Regions from separate parts of the Mus musculus genome. Here region 1 is linked to region 2. The links are chromatin contacts, found by POLR2A ChIA-PET in ENCODE. All regions are on one chromosome and are shown on one strand. Each heading gives the region's core, a stretch centred on a gene start or an enhancer-like site at or near the end of the contact. The rest is flanking DNA. Distances are from core to core; before and after follow the strand shown.

Evidence for each region. ChIA-PET counts read pairs that join two places held with the same protein, here RNA polymerase II (POLR2A).
Region 1: POLR2A ChIA-PET joins it to region 2 with 10 read pairs in embryonic stem cell. The contact joins the promoter of Tmem126b here to the promoter of Hikeshi in region 2. POLR2A ChIA-PET finds 5 or more read pairs at or near these places in 2 of 5 experiments (Patski and embryonic stem cell).

Annotation. Positions count from the first base shown.
Region 1 is chr7:90,471,764-90,479,031 of GRCm38, forward strand. It overlaps Tmem126b (transmembrane protein 126B), which reads right to left and starts at 4,232. Exons shown (of 5, transcript NM_026734.2): 1 at 4,132-4,232; 2 at 835-956. The coding sequence starts at 4,212. It also overlaps a transcript of Dlg2 not described here.
Region 2 is chr7:89,937,348-89,945,064 of GRCm38, forward strand. Hikeshi (heat shock protein nuclear import factor) reads right to left here and starts at 3,857. Exons shown (of 5, transcript NM_026304.3): 1 at 3,622-3,857. The coding sequence starts at 3,651.

The DNA.
Region 1 (7,268 bases), core at 2,982-5,481, 530 kb after region 2:
ACAGCTTCAACAGTTCTATCGTATCCAAAGCCCTTCTCTAGCTTCCTCTTCCTCTGCAAGCTTTCTAGCATGGGCGACATAAATGGCACACAGTCACACACACACACACACACACACACACACACACACACACACACACAGAATAAGTCTTATAAAAAGAAGCATAAGAAATTATTCAGTCTAACAAACCAATATTTCAATTCACTGCCATTTTTGCTCAGTTTGTAATCAACTCAAGAACTAGTTTTTCTCTTTCTCCATGAATTATTTACTAGAAGAGTCTTCAGGACTTTTGTAAAGGCATCTTTTGGAACTTCACTGTTGCCAATTCTCCCCAACCCCACACCACCCCCATATATAAGTATCTAGACCAGTGGTTCTCAACCTTCCTAATGCTGTGACCCTTTAATACAGTTCCTCTTGTTTTGGTGACCCCATACCATAAAATTATTCTGTTGCTACTTTATAACTGCAATTTTGTAACTGTTATGGATTGTTATATAAACATATGCTATGCAGGGCATCTATGCAACCTCCAAAGGGGCCATGCCCCATAGGCTGACAACCACTGAACTAGAAGAGTCTCGTCTTAGACAAATGTTTAAGATAGCAATTCAAGCTGCCACTGGAATCAGAGTAATTGCAAGAGATAGTGAAAGTCTAAAGGAAAAACGTTTTGGACAGATGTTATATAGTGACGCTACCCAGGAAATAAAAACTTCTGAGGCGACAAAAAGAAGCAAAAAGAATAAGTAGTTTCTTAGCCCTCCGAGGCTGGGAATAGGAAGGCTGCACACGTAAGGTAACGGGATCACTTATCACTGTGTCTCTTACTTGTCGTTTCTATAATGTTCAAACTTCTTTTCTATAATTTCAGAGATTATCGGGCTTCTGAACTTTGCATCTCCTAGGGAAGGAATCAGCTGACCATGTTTATAAAGTGCCATCTTGATGTCCTGGAAAACATGAAATCTCAGAGTCATAATAGCTAACAACACTAATATTACATAAAACTTTATAAAGCTATGTTCAGACTAAGTCCATTTAGAGTCTAGGAATGTTCTAGGTACCTTGTTATCTGCTTTCACATATTTTAGAAAACCAATTCAATCAACAGTTACTAGACTCTTGACAGTTAACAGATGGGGTGTTTTCTGTTTTGTTTTGTTTTGTTTTTGAGTTACATAAAAATTGGGAAAATGACTATTTCTGTGCTTACATATGTGGTGGTTTGAGGAAGAATGGCCCCCCCATAGGCTCATATATTTGGATGCTTAGTTATCAGGGAGGAGCACTGGCATTATATGGGGATTTAGAAGGATTGGGAGTTGTGGCTTTGTCTGAGGAAGTATTTCACTGAGCATCCATGGCCTTTGAGATTCAAAAACCTATGCCAGGTCAGGTGCTTCTCTGTCTCTTTGTCTGTCTGTCTGTCAATCTGCCTGCCTCTGCTGCCTGTGGATCAGGATATACTGTTTCAGTTCCAGGGCTGTTAAAATGATAATGGACTAACCCTGTGAAGCTATGAGCAAGTCTTGAACTAAATGTTCTCTATTATAAGAGTTGCTGTGGTCATGGCGTCTTTTCACAGCATTAGAACAATGATTAAGACAATAGATTAGAAAACTGAGTTTCAGAAAGCTTGTCTTGCTACTGAGATAGTGATTTTGTTTTCGTTCAGCATAGCTTCCTCTGTTCATTCCAAGAGTAGAAGGCCCAGCTTTTTTAATCCTCTTGAAGTAACAGCAGAAATAATACCTGCATGTTGACAAAGATCTATCTTTGTCTTAGGGTTTTATTCCTGTGTAGCAAAACCACGACCTAGGCAACTCTTAACAGAAAAAAACATTTAATTGGGGCTGGCTTTCAGTTTCAGAGGTTTAGTGCTGACTGACAGCTTCAGAGGCATTATCATCATGGAGGTAAGTAAACACGGTGGGGTGTAGGCAGGCTTGATCTGAAGACAGCAGGAGACTGTGTGTTTAGCTTGAGCACAGGAAGCCTCAAAGCCCCCCCCCCCCCCCACAAGTGACAAACTTCCTCCAACAACACCACACCTTCTAATATTGCTACTCCCTATGAGCAAAGCATTCAAACATGCAAGTCTATGGGTTCCATTCCTATTCAAACCACCACACTTGTCTTCTCTCATGAAAGCCTAAGCCAGTTTGGGAGATTATTTTGGGGCTAAGGGAAGGTAGGAGAGAACAGAAAGTGCTTTAGAAAGTGGAGAAACAACAACAACAACAACAACAACAACAAGTCAGAGTTGGGTACTGTTCCAGCCTGGGAAGAGGGAGTGCACCATAGTTATCTTGGACTTTATGTTGCAATTCAGTTTTCTAGTAGGGCCTAGGGTAGAAAGCAGGCAGGGTCTTTGTCAGAAATAGCTATGGGTTATACTGTGAAGCCTGGACAAAGGGAATGAACTCAGGGTTTGTAAGGTCTCTGTGTCCCATGTGATAAGCCAATAGTTGCCCACATTAAGAACCATAAGAGTTTCACCAAGAGATTAGAAAATCCATTCCAGATTCCTTTTTGAGTTTCTGGCTATACATAAGACTTTTGGGTCTCTGGAAACACTTGTTAAATCCTTTGGTACTATGACATTTTATGTATCTTACGAGTATTCCATTTCATTCAAACAAAGATATATGGACACTTCCTACAAATCCAAAATTCTGGTTTTAAATATTTACTTATTTCATCAGTGAGATGTCTACTGATTCAAAGTTCAGTGCTTTTTATTTTTTGCTCTACATTTTCTAGATTAATCCATGAGAAGTTATAAAGTCAAAGGTTCATTACAGATGACATGCTAACATTTATAAGTGATGAGCATATAATAAGCCTAAAATTAATGAAAAAAAAAATGGAGCCTGACTCCAGGAAATCAACACACACAAAGAATGGGTTCCTTGATCTTCTTAAGGTGGTATACAATTGATCAAAAGACCAGTATTTCTGCCTTAATACAACACAGCATTTAAGTCAGTTCTTTAAGATAGCTGAGAAGGGGGGTGGGCAGAGCAGGCATAAAATACTTTACAAATTATATTTTTTTGGGGGGGACTAGACTTACATCTTTTGCTCCCCCCTCCTTCTGCTATCCAAATGGAAAAATGGAAGAAGAAATAGTATTTTCTAAGGAGGATTCTCTAACCAATCCATCTAGTGTACGATGAAGGCAGATATTAATAGCATCATGGCTAATCAAAAAAACGTAGAGAAATTTTTGTTCTGTTCTCATCCAATTCCCTGAACAGCCCTCTTCACCACCCACAGAAAATTTCCAGGCCTTTAAGACAGCTTTGGGGAAAAGGGTACCCACAATTATGGCTGCAGGACAGTCAATATTGAAATAATCAAAAGCAACAGCAAATATTTTTGGCATCTGGCATTTGCAAGGGTTTCACTACACTCTCCTTAATTAAGGAGATATAGATTATTAACTTGCCCAGAGTTTTTTGTTTTGTTTTGTTTTAACTTATTTTTGTGCTGTTGGTATAGACGCCTGGGCTTCAGGCCTGACAAGTGCTCCATCATCAGATTCCAAGGAAGTCTTTCAGCAAGAACTGAAAATGAAGATTTTTGCCACAACCAACGTTTAATCTGAGAGTTAAGGAAGTTCAAAGTCACTCAACTGATTAGATCACCATCCTTATACACGTTAAGTGCATTTGTGTGGGCGTATGGCCTGCAAAGTGTGTGTGTGTTGTATCTTTAAGTGTATTATTTGACCTTCAGAATTTTATTCAACATGATTTGTCCAGCCGTGGTGGATATTAGGTTCTCGGGTAATCAAAAAAGTGAATGCATTCAAGAAGCCATCATAACCTTGCGTTAAGTCAGAACACATCAAATCAATAAAATGCAGGAGACTTAAACAGAATGAGAGAACTGGAGGTCGGGCCGGGTGGGGTAAGGCGATAAAGTATTTGTAATTGAAGAAAGGTCCTCGAGAAAGAGAAACAAGCTGCATTTAATCGGCGTAGACTTCAGGTCTACGCTGTTCGGAACTAGAGATTTGATTACACTCTACATAAAGTCGGGTTCGGTTCTATTTGCTCAAATCCTTCACGTGCATCATCTCCGAGGAGGCGACCCACACCACCCTAGATTTCCGCCTACCTGGGGTGCTTCCCTATTTCCCTCCTGCACAACACCAGCAACCTTCGACTCGGACCAACTTGGTCGCTGGGACGCCGCCATCTTAGCGCCTCACGTGACTGACAGGAGGGCGTGGCCGGAGCGCCTGGGGCGGGACTTGCAGCTGTCTGACAGCTCGTACCTTTAGTCCGGTACTCCCCCACCCAGTCAAAAGCCGCGCCCTCCAGCCGGGCGGAGGTTGGGCGTGGCGTCGCAGAAGTGCGATCTCTCATTGGCTCCGAGGAAGGCTCAGGGTCAGGGGCCCGCCCCTAGCCAGCCTTGCCTTGTCCTCTGCCAAATTGTCAGCCTGGCCAACCTGAAGGGAACCAGGGGCGGTTCGGGCGCAGGCCTGTTGCTGCGCGCCTTCTTCTCAGGGCGGCTGGGGTAACCGAGCCCTGGTAGTTCCTTCGGCCCGGTCGGTGTGTTAAGGCTGTGGTTTCTAAGGTTCCTCCTCAGAGCCTCCAGCCCGTCTCCCCGGCGCGGCCACAGCAGCACGGGCTAGCCTGCTCTCTACAGTCTTCAGTCCCCATAGTCCACCCTCAAGCCCCGCTTGGAAAGGGTTCAGTTAGAAATATCCCTTTTCCCTGCTCCCCCGAAGAGCCCTGGTCGGCCAGTGTTTTAGGGGTGGATGGTGCTGCGAGGAGGCCAGGCGCGCTTCCGTGCACGTGAAATGCCCAGCAGCGTCTGCCAGACCCGCAACCCCCGACCCTCCAGTCTCCATGTCTTAGGCAAGCCAAATTCGAGAGTTATATAATTTCTAGTGCTGCTGTTTCTCTTGCCCGAGGAAACACTTCATCGCTTGGAGGGTGCAGGACATTTCGGTGCTCTTCTGTATAAGATCGGGGTGTGGGCAGGGGTGGCCAGCGGTGGCAGAGAAATGTCTTTTCTGCAAAAGGAAGGTGGGTAGATTGGAGAGAGACTGAGAAAGGGTGGATGTGGAAGCCAAACAGCTGCACTCTCATTTAGGAAATCGCGGACTATTTGCATAGTGTGTGATTGCATGCCTAATACTACTACAGCGTCTCTGAAAACACCTTTTGGGGAAGGTTTGGTTTCTCCTTTCCAGCAGCCTCAGTGTTTTTCTTCGCCGGATAGGAAGCTGCTTGTTTGCGAAGAGATGGCATGATGTGAATGACTCCAGTGTGAAGAAGTCTGCTTCGCCAAATCATCCTGCATCAAGTGCCCATTGAATAGCACTGTCACTTTAATGTCTCCATGCCAAGGGATTGCCTTCCTTCTTTTCAATCCTCTCAGTTAATACACAGGAGGATCAGGATCTGAGGGGCATTAAGGATCAAGCCTTGGGGGCTTGGAGACCACAGAAGAAAAATAGGAAAGTGACAAGCTGGATAGTGTTTTACTGAGGGGCGAGAAACAGAACCAGTAAATAGAAGGGGGCCTTTGAATCTCTCTTTTGCCCCCAGAAAACTGTCCAAACTCACACACCCCTGAAAAGACTAGAGTAAGACGTTTTTAAAAGTGTTTTTGAAGGGGAAGTTTAAACTTTTTCCTAAAAATTGATGCTCTTTATTACGAACCATGTCGAACATGTATAAATTAATAAGTCAACCGTCCTAAAATTGGTTTGTGCCTTAATTGAGTTAGTTATTGAACATCTAAAAGTGTTGCTGCCTGAAGAGGAGTTTTAGTAACATTTTCTATGCATAAGATAACTTTCTCAGCTTTTAAAACAAGAATATATATTTTACAAAAATTGAAAAACTTGCTATTTTTTTCTTTGAAGACCTTGGGCAGTGTAATGTTTGGTTGTGGAGAAAGGCATCATTTTTTTCTTTATTTGAAATAGAAGACTCAGCCTGGATATCAAGGCTGAACGGTGAAGAGATTTGCAACAGTTAACCTGGTTCCATCTCCATTCAGCTGGATCAAGCAGAGACTGAAACTCAGAGATCTTGAGTCCAGAGTCAGTGGAGAGACCCAAGAATGCCAGTCAAGAAGAAAGGTGGGCTATGAGGTTCATACATAACATATGATTTTCCTTTTTCTTGGCTGTGGTTTTTGTAATTTAAATTGTATTCTATTGCAGGGCAAAATTTTGCCTGGTTTTGAGTAAATATTTACTGCAATGAATATCTGCTCAGTAGTACCTTTTCAGTAATATTTTATTATAGTAAAGTTAAGGTAATACTATAGACATATGTAAATTAATGAACCAGGTAGTTAATGTCACCATTTGTAATCAGAATAGATTCGGTGCTATAGGTTTGGGGTTTAAAGCTCAGTTTAAATAATCTTTTAAAAAGAAACTTGTACAGTGGAGTTTTTCCCCATGAGCTTGATACTTATTGAATGATTATGTAGGTGTAACATAAGGCAACATTTGTAAAATCATAGCTTTATTTCTTATACTTAAAAATAGACTTCATATTTGAGTTTATTCCAGTGTATGTCTTCCCTTCCGTGGTAATTCACAACTTTGATAGTTTATTTTATTATTCAGTAACATGTTTTGGGAAATTCCCTCAAGTAAAGCATATACTTGCTCTTTTCTTCCTTTCAGTAACCCTTATCACTTTGATCAGAATCCCATGGGGTTCCTGGAGCATGGTCTATTATAGATCAGAGAGCTTAAGGGTTCACCTTAGCTGAGATGAACTTTGTTCCACAGAAGCTTAGTGAAATGAGACCTTTATGTTTTTACAGATGACATCAGTAATAAAGTTTATGGAGAATTTTGAATAAAAATTTAGACTACCTTTGAAGTTTATTGTTCTGGGCTAGTATAGATCCGAATGTTGTCCAGTTATGTTGATTGCTATGATATTGAATTAGAGACCTAAACTGTAGGTTACATCTAGAGAATTCATATGGTGTTTTATGTTATTTAATCCATTGGCTTCTGGGTTTGGAAGATGTATTAAAAACACAGTCAATGAGATGCTTTTTTGGGAAAATAGTCCATGTAAAGGGGGACAGAGCTATCAGAAACTGTTGAACCATCGAGAATTGTACTTTTGCACCCTGGGGTTGAAAAGTGGAATTGTTTCCTCCTTTATCATTCCCCGTGAGACTACTTACTGAAAGAGGTGAGCTGTCTTTGATATTTTGGAGCTGTACCTGGACATGATTGGTTTATATGGATAAAGAAAGAAAGGTTT
Region 2 (7,717 bases), core at 2,607-5,106:
TAATAACAAGATGTTTAAAAATGCTAAGAAGAAGCCAGGCGTGGTGGTGCACGCCTTTAATCCCAGCACTCGGGAGGCTGAGGCAGGCGGATTTCTGAGTTTGAGGCCAGCCTGGGCTACAAAGTGAGTTCCAGGACAGCCAGGGCTACACAGAGAAACCTTGTCTTGAAAAACCAAAAAAAAAAAAAAAAAAATGCTAAGAAGAGGGAAAGTAGGTGCGGGTGAGGATTTGGAGGAGAAGAGGGGAAACTGCAGTTGGAATGTAAATAACATAATTAAAACTAAAAAAATTAAAAGTATAAAAAATGCTGAATCCTCAGGAACCTAATTCTTTTCTAGTTGCAAAGATTAGCATTGACCACTGAGTCTTCAAACTAAAGAAAACTTTACTTTGGGGAAGCCTAAGAATTGGTAGGGGGTAGAGATTTACCTCAGTGGTAGAGTACTTGCCTAACAAGAGCAAGGCCCTAGGTTCAGGCCTCAGCTTGGGGTGGGGGGGGGGGGGGGGAGGGTAGGGTTGGTGGTAAACCAGGTATGGTGGCACATACATCCTGGAAAAAGAGACAGGAAAATCAGACCATCATGGCCAACCCTGGCTTACACAGCAAGTTGGAAGCCACCATGAGATTCTCCTGTGTGGTGAGGTTAAGGCTGCTGGTTCCAGTACATTAAGTTCTGTCTTTATTATGTACTGATATTGCTGAATCAATATGCATCATTAAAAAGATAGCAATTCTGAGAGAACTCAGGTAAACAAGCTGTCTACATTTTAGCTTATATGTTTGCTTGGTTTTTTTATTCTAGGTTTCTGTATTTCTTTAAACTGTAATTGCTATTCATCAAAACAACAACTCTACATCACTACAATTACTCTGAAGACTAAACATTTAATTAGTTGATTTCTATTTTGACTCAGGGTTTCTCTAGGTAGCTTTGACTGTCCTAGCTAGAACTCTCTGTGGACCAGGCCTGGCGCTGCCTCCTGAATGACCTTCAACTCCTACTTCTCTGCCTCTCTTCACAGGTGTCAGATTTACAGGTACAAGTAACTGACTTGACTAGGACTGGGTGTTTAAGGTCAAGTTCTGATTCCCTTTTAGGAAATTTACTGACCCAACTTAAAATTTTCCACCATAAAAAAAAAAAAGCAAAAATATAATCCAAAATTTCCTATAGTGCTAAATTCAATTTCGCCAAGTTTTAGCACCTATATTTCTTGGAAGGTGTGAGAAGCTATAGTATTCACAGACATGGAAATAACCATAAGGCAAAATAAGTATTTGTTTCAACTTTTATTGCACAGGCAAGAGACATTCTGTAAATGTGTACCACATTCCAATCCCCTTTAAAAGACAGGATCTTATGCAGGTAGCCCAAGTTGGCCTTGAGTGATCTACATAGTCAATCAAGACCAACCTCAAATTCCTGTCTCCACCTCCCAAGTACTAGAATTACAGCTGTGTGTCACCATATCCAACTACACAGTCTAATCCTTGACTTTAATTAAACAAAAAATGGGGGTAGGAGAATCTTTCCTTTCTTTGAGTTCTTTTTCCTTAAGAAGAAAACAAAAAAACCTAGGGCTAGTTAAGAGCACCGACTGCTCTTCCAAAGGTCCTGGGTTCAATTCCCAGCAACTACATGGTGGCTTACAAACCATCTGTAATGGAATCTGATGCCCTCTTTTGGTGTGTCTGAAGACAGCTACAGTGTACTTAAATATATCAAATAAATAAATGTTATAAAAAAAACCTAAGGTTGTGGTGACGAAGGCTTTTAATCCTCCAGCACTGGGGAGGCAGAGGTAGACAGATCTGAGTTTGAGGCTAGCCCGTTCTATAGAGCAAACTTCCAGGACACCTGGAACTACACAGAGAAATCCTGTCTTATAGAAATAAAAGGAAAAAGAAAAGACTCAAAGAATGAAAATTAGGTTTGTAAGTTTCAATAGGTGGTTTTTCTAGCAAAAGAATGGAGTTAAGTTCTGAGATGCTAGTAGTTCTATTTGTCCTTCATTTTCATTTATGTCTAATGATATACAATTCCAAGCCCCCAAAAAAATCTTGTCTTAAAGAAATATCCACTGGATATTTATCATATAAATTTAATGTTGGGCAAATAAAGCATATAGCCGGAAATTCCCTTCCAGATTAGCTCACAACATAACACAGACTCTACATAGGGTTTCATTGGTTTGTTTCGTTCTGTGGTAATGGGGTTTGAGGCCACATTTTGGGCTTACAATAATTCTGAGCTGGCTGTGCTGGCACACACCTTTAACCCAGCACTTGGATCTCTGAGTTCAAGGCCATCCTGGTCTGCAGAGTCCTAGGACAGCCAGCCAGGCGTACAGAGAGAAGGACCGGTCTCAAAAAAGACAGGAAAAAAGTGTTTTAACTACTGAACTACCCCACCACTGTTTTAGAGCCAGGGTCTAGCCTTGCAACTGTGGGTCTCCTCCCTCAGCCTTCTGAAGAGCTGGAAATACAGGTGTAAGACACGAAGCTGGGCTTTATTAATGGCAGACATCTGAGGAACACGTTCTTCTCAAATTGTTTCTTTCATCTTCCAAACCCCAGAGCTCCTACTGGGACATTCCAAAAGCTATTGACCAGGGTTAGCACTACCTCACCTCCACAGGAGCCTCCCATTCACTGCAGACAGAAGTCCATGGTTTCTTGGAACCACGTGTTTTTCTTAAGAGCAGCGTGTATAGAATACATTATCAAAAGCTGGTGAAAACGGAGGCGTGGAGCTCTCGCTTACCACACGTGAGGCACAATTTAACAAAGAGGTTGCAGTATTTAACAAAACAAGGAGAAACAAAACAAGAATAGCTCTAAAGAGAAAGGAGTCACGTCTCAAGACGGATACATCGCTGGTTTCTAAAGAGCAAACAAGATTCACTCTGGTTACTCCTCAACCACTCCCGCACTCATTTCATTTCATTTCATTCTAAGGCTCTGGCTAAGCAAGGGCATCTCTCTGACCAAAAAGAAAGCATTGTACTCGAATCCTTTAGTTATCACAGGTACGGCTCACACCTAAATTTCAGTCATTTCTATTAAGCAACTTGCAATTATTGTATTTTAAACTGGGTCGGTAAACTTCTGAAAGGGGGGGGGGGGCCTTCCAAAGACACCAAAAAGGAAAAACAAAACAAAACACCTTCATTGTCCGGAAAATTGAATTTTTCCGAAAACCACTTAGCTTTAGATTACAAATCTCAGCTTTACTTCTAAGTAGCATTATCAATTTACAAGAGTAATTACTACACTATCTACTGAGTGTACGTTCCTGAACAGCAAAGAGAGAAAGACTAGCTCACGAGTTACCACGGTTACGGCGAAATGCCGTACAGAAGGCTGAAATTAACAAGTAACTACAGCACTCAACCCAGCAGGTGGAACAAAATCCGCACTCAACAAAATGCAGTCACATCCTGACAGCCTCGCAAACACAGCTAAGAGTGGGGCCAGCGTCCCATTGCCCGTCCGTCGCACACGCCCAGGAAAAAAAGCACAATGACCAGGTTTCCCCGCGTTCCAAGCGCCGTGCACCGTGCCACCACCCAGCTCTCAGTCACCGACCCCTTCCTGCCACCGCCCGGGCCATCCTCACCAGCCTCCCCGCCACCAGGCAGCCAAACATGGCAGCGCCCTCGGCGCCTCTGCTAGGCCAGCGGGCACCTCAGGCCGGACACCAGGAATTCCGCAGCCACTGTCCTAATTGAACTCAAGAACCTTCCAGAATTTGCAGGAAGGAACGTGACCCTCCACTACATAACAACACAGGAACGCATCTGGGCCGGCGACCTCTGACCCTTCCTTCCTAACTTGCACGCCTCTCCGGAACGAGTACTTCCGGGTCATTACACCCATTTCCTCCTTCTAAGGTAGTAAGGAGGAGCTGGTATCGCGCTAAGACTACAAATCCCATAGTGCAGTGCGCCAGCCTCCCAGAGGGCGAGCCGGGAGAATTTGAAAGTTACTACTGATAGTACATGATTTCCGTGCCTGTGTGAGTCAAAGTTTCTAAAGGTGGTGCTGGGAGAAGACCTTTCTGGCGGTTGTGTAACATTTTAGGAGTAACAATACGCCTTTGCCAGAATCGTTTCACCCAGCCTCTCCTTTCAAAAGCTTAATGGGATAAATATTATCTCCGTTTTATACGGAGGGCAATTGGTTCGGCATAACCTGCCCGGAAGCTTGAAAAATTGATTTTTGGAGCGTAAATTCAAGTTGCAACCAACTTACTGCATTCTTCCTGACAAACATTATATCAAAAATGTTAATATATTTTTATCTCATTTTTATGGCAGTGTCTTATTACCTAGCCCAGGTAGACCTCGAACTTGTGCACTCCTTTCTCAGCCTCCAATTGCTGGAATTATAGGCGTGGACCACTAAAGCTATAGAGGTCCAGAAGTCCTTTTCCCCACTAAATACTAGTTTTAACACGTAGTTGTGTTCTTGCTTATATTTCTTGTAGTGCTTCACTTGTGCTTCCTCCCCGCCCCAACTAATGTGCTGTACAACTGTAGGCAAGCTATATAACAGCTTCATCAGTCAATCATCTGCAAACTGAGACAAATAGACCTATTGGGTTGCTGGAAGGATTAAATGATGAATTAATTGATAACTGCCACTAAGAATAGGGTCTGGTGCTGCTTAGGGAGTTTTGTTGTAAAAATGCCTTTTAAAAAAAATAATAATCTAAGTTTTCTCACTTTGGGGAGTTGTTTTCCAAGACAGGGTTTCTCGATGTAGCCTGAGCTGTTCTGGAACTCACTCTAGACCAGACTGGCATCAAACTCAGATCTGCTTCCCTCTACCTGCTAAATGCTACAATTAAAAGTATCTGATACTAGCTGGGCGTGGTGGCGCACACCTTTAATCCCACACATGGGAGGCAGAGGCAGGCAGATTTCTGAGTTCGAGGCCAGCCTGGTCTACAAAGTGAGTTCCAGGACAGCCAAGGCTACACGGAGAAACCCTGTCTCAAAAAGCCAAAAAATAAAAAAGTGTGTGACACTGCTGCTCATCTTTTGGGATTGGTGTTTGTTTGTTTGTTTTTATTCATTTATTTGTCTCTCTGTTTGTTTGTTTTTTAAATAGACAAGGTTTTGCATAATTTAGACTAGCCTGGACCGTGCTGTGTAGTCGAGGATAATACTGGATTCCTGATCCTTCTCCTCCACCTCCCGAGGGCTGGCATTACACACACACACAGCCCCATAACTGACTGACTTGTCCTTTGAGTTCTGGATGCATTTCCAGAAAAGGCTCATTGGAAACACAAAACATTATCTAAAGGAAGTAGCACCAAGGATCGACCGCCACCGCCACCGCACTCATTCTCCCTTTTTCAGCTTTAATCCCTGTGCCTTTTGCATGAGGAAAGAACACAGTCTTTTCGAAGCTTGATCTATCTGAGCATGGACCACCAGCCATAACAGGTCTCTCTTCCCCAGTGCAAACAGTGCAAGTCTTCTTCTTTTTTTTTTTTTTTGGTTTTTCGAGACAGGGTTTCTCTGTGTAGCCCTGGCTGTCCTGGAACTCACTCTGTAGACCAGGCTGGCCTCGAAATCCGCCTGCCTCTGCCTCCTGAACTTAGACTAGAAAGGATGTACGTAGTAAGACCACTGGCCGTCAGATTGCTTCTGTTCACTTCAGGCATTTACCAGCTGCATGATACACTGGCTAACCTAACATTCTCTTGTCTCTTTTTCACCATTTTTTTTTTTTTGGTTTTTTTTTTTTTTTTTTTTTTTTTTCGAGACAGGGTTTCTCTGTGTAGCCCTGGCTGTCCTGGAGCTCACTTTGTAGATCAGGCTGGCCTCGAACTCAGAAATCCGCCTGCCTCTGCCTCCCAAGTGCTGGGATTAAAGGCGTGCGCCACCATGCCCGGCTTTCACCATTTTTAAAATGGAATATTATCAGGATTTACCTAATAGGGTCGCTTTGATGGTTCTTACCTGTGAAATACTAAATAGTGGGTAGACTCCCGCTCAGTGTCAGTGATTCACTTTGCAGGGTTTCCTGTATAACTTCCCACCTTGGGTTCTGTGCATGTTCTGACTTTAGGAGCAACTCATACTATTCAACTTATATGTTCTTAGGCAACGTTTTCATTTGTCTGTGATGTGCATTTGATTGTTGCTCCTTTCCTTATAAGACAATCTTATTAGTAGCTTGAGAGCTGGCTAGCTTAGAAACTTTGTAATGATCTCTAGCTGTTTATTAATTAATTAACTTAGTCTTAGTCTTTATTATATAGGACTTGCTTTTTTTTTTTTTTACCATTTTCTGGTAGATAATTTTAGTTCTAGATTGGACAGAGAATTAGAGACAATAATTTAGTAACCTTTCTCCACATTAGATATCTGTAGAGTTAGGTCTGATTCTTCCTCCTAGCCCCGTGCTCCCAGAAATAAGACTCAGACTTTGACTAGATCATAATGTAAAATAGCCCGTTTATTCTAATCTATATTTCTTACCCGCGTTCACGCGACCGGCCAGGAAGAACGCAACAAACCGGAATCTTCTACGGCAAAACTTTATTGCTTACATCTTCAGGAGCAAGAGTGCAAGAGAGCAAGAGCGCAAGAGCTTTATTGCTTACATCTTCAGGAGCAAGAAGCAAGAGCCAGAGCAAGAGAGCAAAAAGGCGAAACCCTGTCCCTTTTTCAGGAGAATTATCCTCCGCCTAGGACGTGTCACTCCCTGATTGGCTGCAGCCCATCGGCCGAGTTGTCGTCACGGGGAAGGCAGAGCACATGGGGTGGAGAACTACCCTTGGCACATGCGCAGATTATTTGTTTACCACTTAGAACACAGGATGTCAGCGCCATCTTGTAACGGCGAATGTGAGGGCGGCTTCCTACATATATTCTGCTACATGGCTGAGTACCTTTGCTCAAGCACCATGTGTCTGTACTCCTCACAGCTTCCCCGGCTAATCTCCCACACCTAGCTCTATCCCAGAATCCTTTCTGCCTCCCCGGTATTCCTCCTGCTATTCTACCCTTTCTTATAGGCCATAGGTTTTTAATTGACAGCTGATACATACATACATACATACAACAAGATATTCTCTCTACAATTCCCCCCTTTTAGTCTAATAAAAGGTTCCTTTTCTTCCAAATATAAATTGAATACAATTATAACAATTATGAAAACTGTAAGGTATGATATATATTTAAAATGTCCAGTCTATGTATAGTATTTGGCAGTTAGGGAACTTTTTCTATTATCTATCATATCTTGGTGTATTCAAAGTTTTTGTACCTAACTCAACTTGTATTACCAACTTAAAAACAGCTTTTTAGACTAACACATCTTCTTAAATTCTAAATAACTCAAGCTTAATTTTCAGACTTTAACTATCAAGTTTTCAAGCTCATCAGAGACCTGAGAAGGAATAAATTATACCTGAGTATACAGAAAGTGTAGGCAAGCAGCCTTCAAGCCTAAGAATTGACAGACAGTATATGTGGCAGTATATATGGCAGCCATATTTATGAAGCAGGAATTATGAAGAACTTGCTTGCAATACCTTGTATTGCCAGAGTCCAGCAGTCAACTTCCTGTATCCATTTGTCCTTTCTGGACAGCATGTTTTCTGTAATTGAGACATGGTCATTTTCTTTGCCCAGTGGCCAGCTTGCCTCAATTGAAGCACCTCCATATGGAGGTTATTGATGTTCATCATCTTC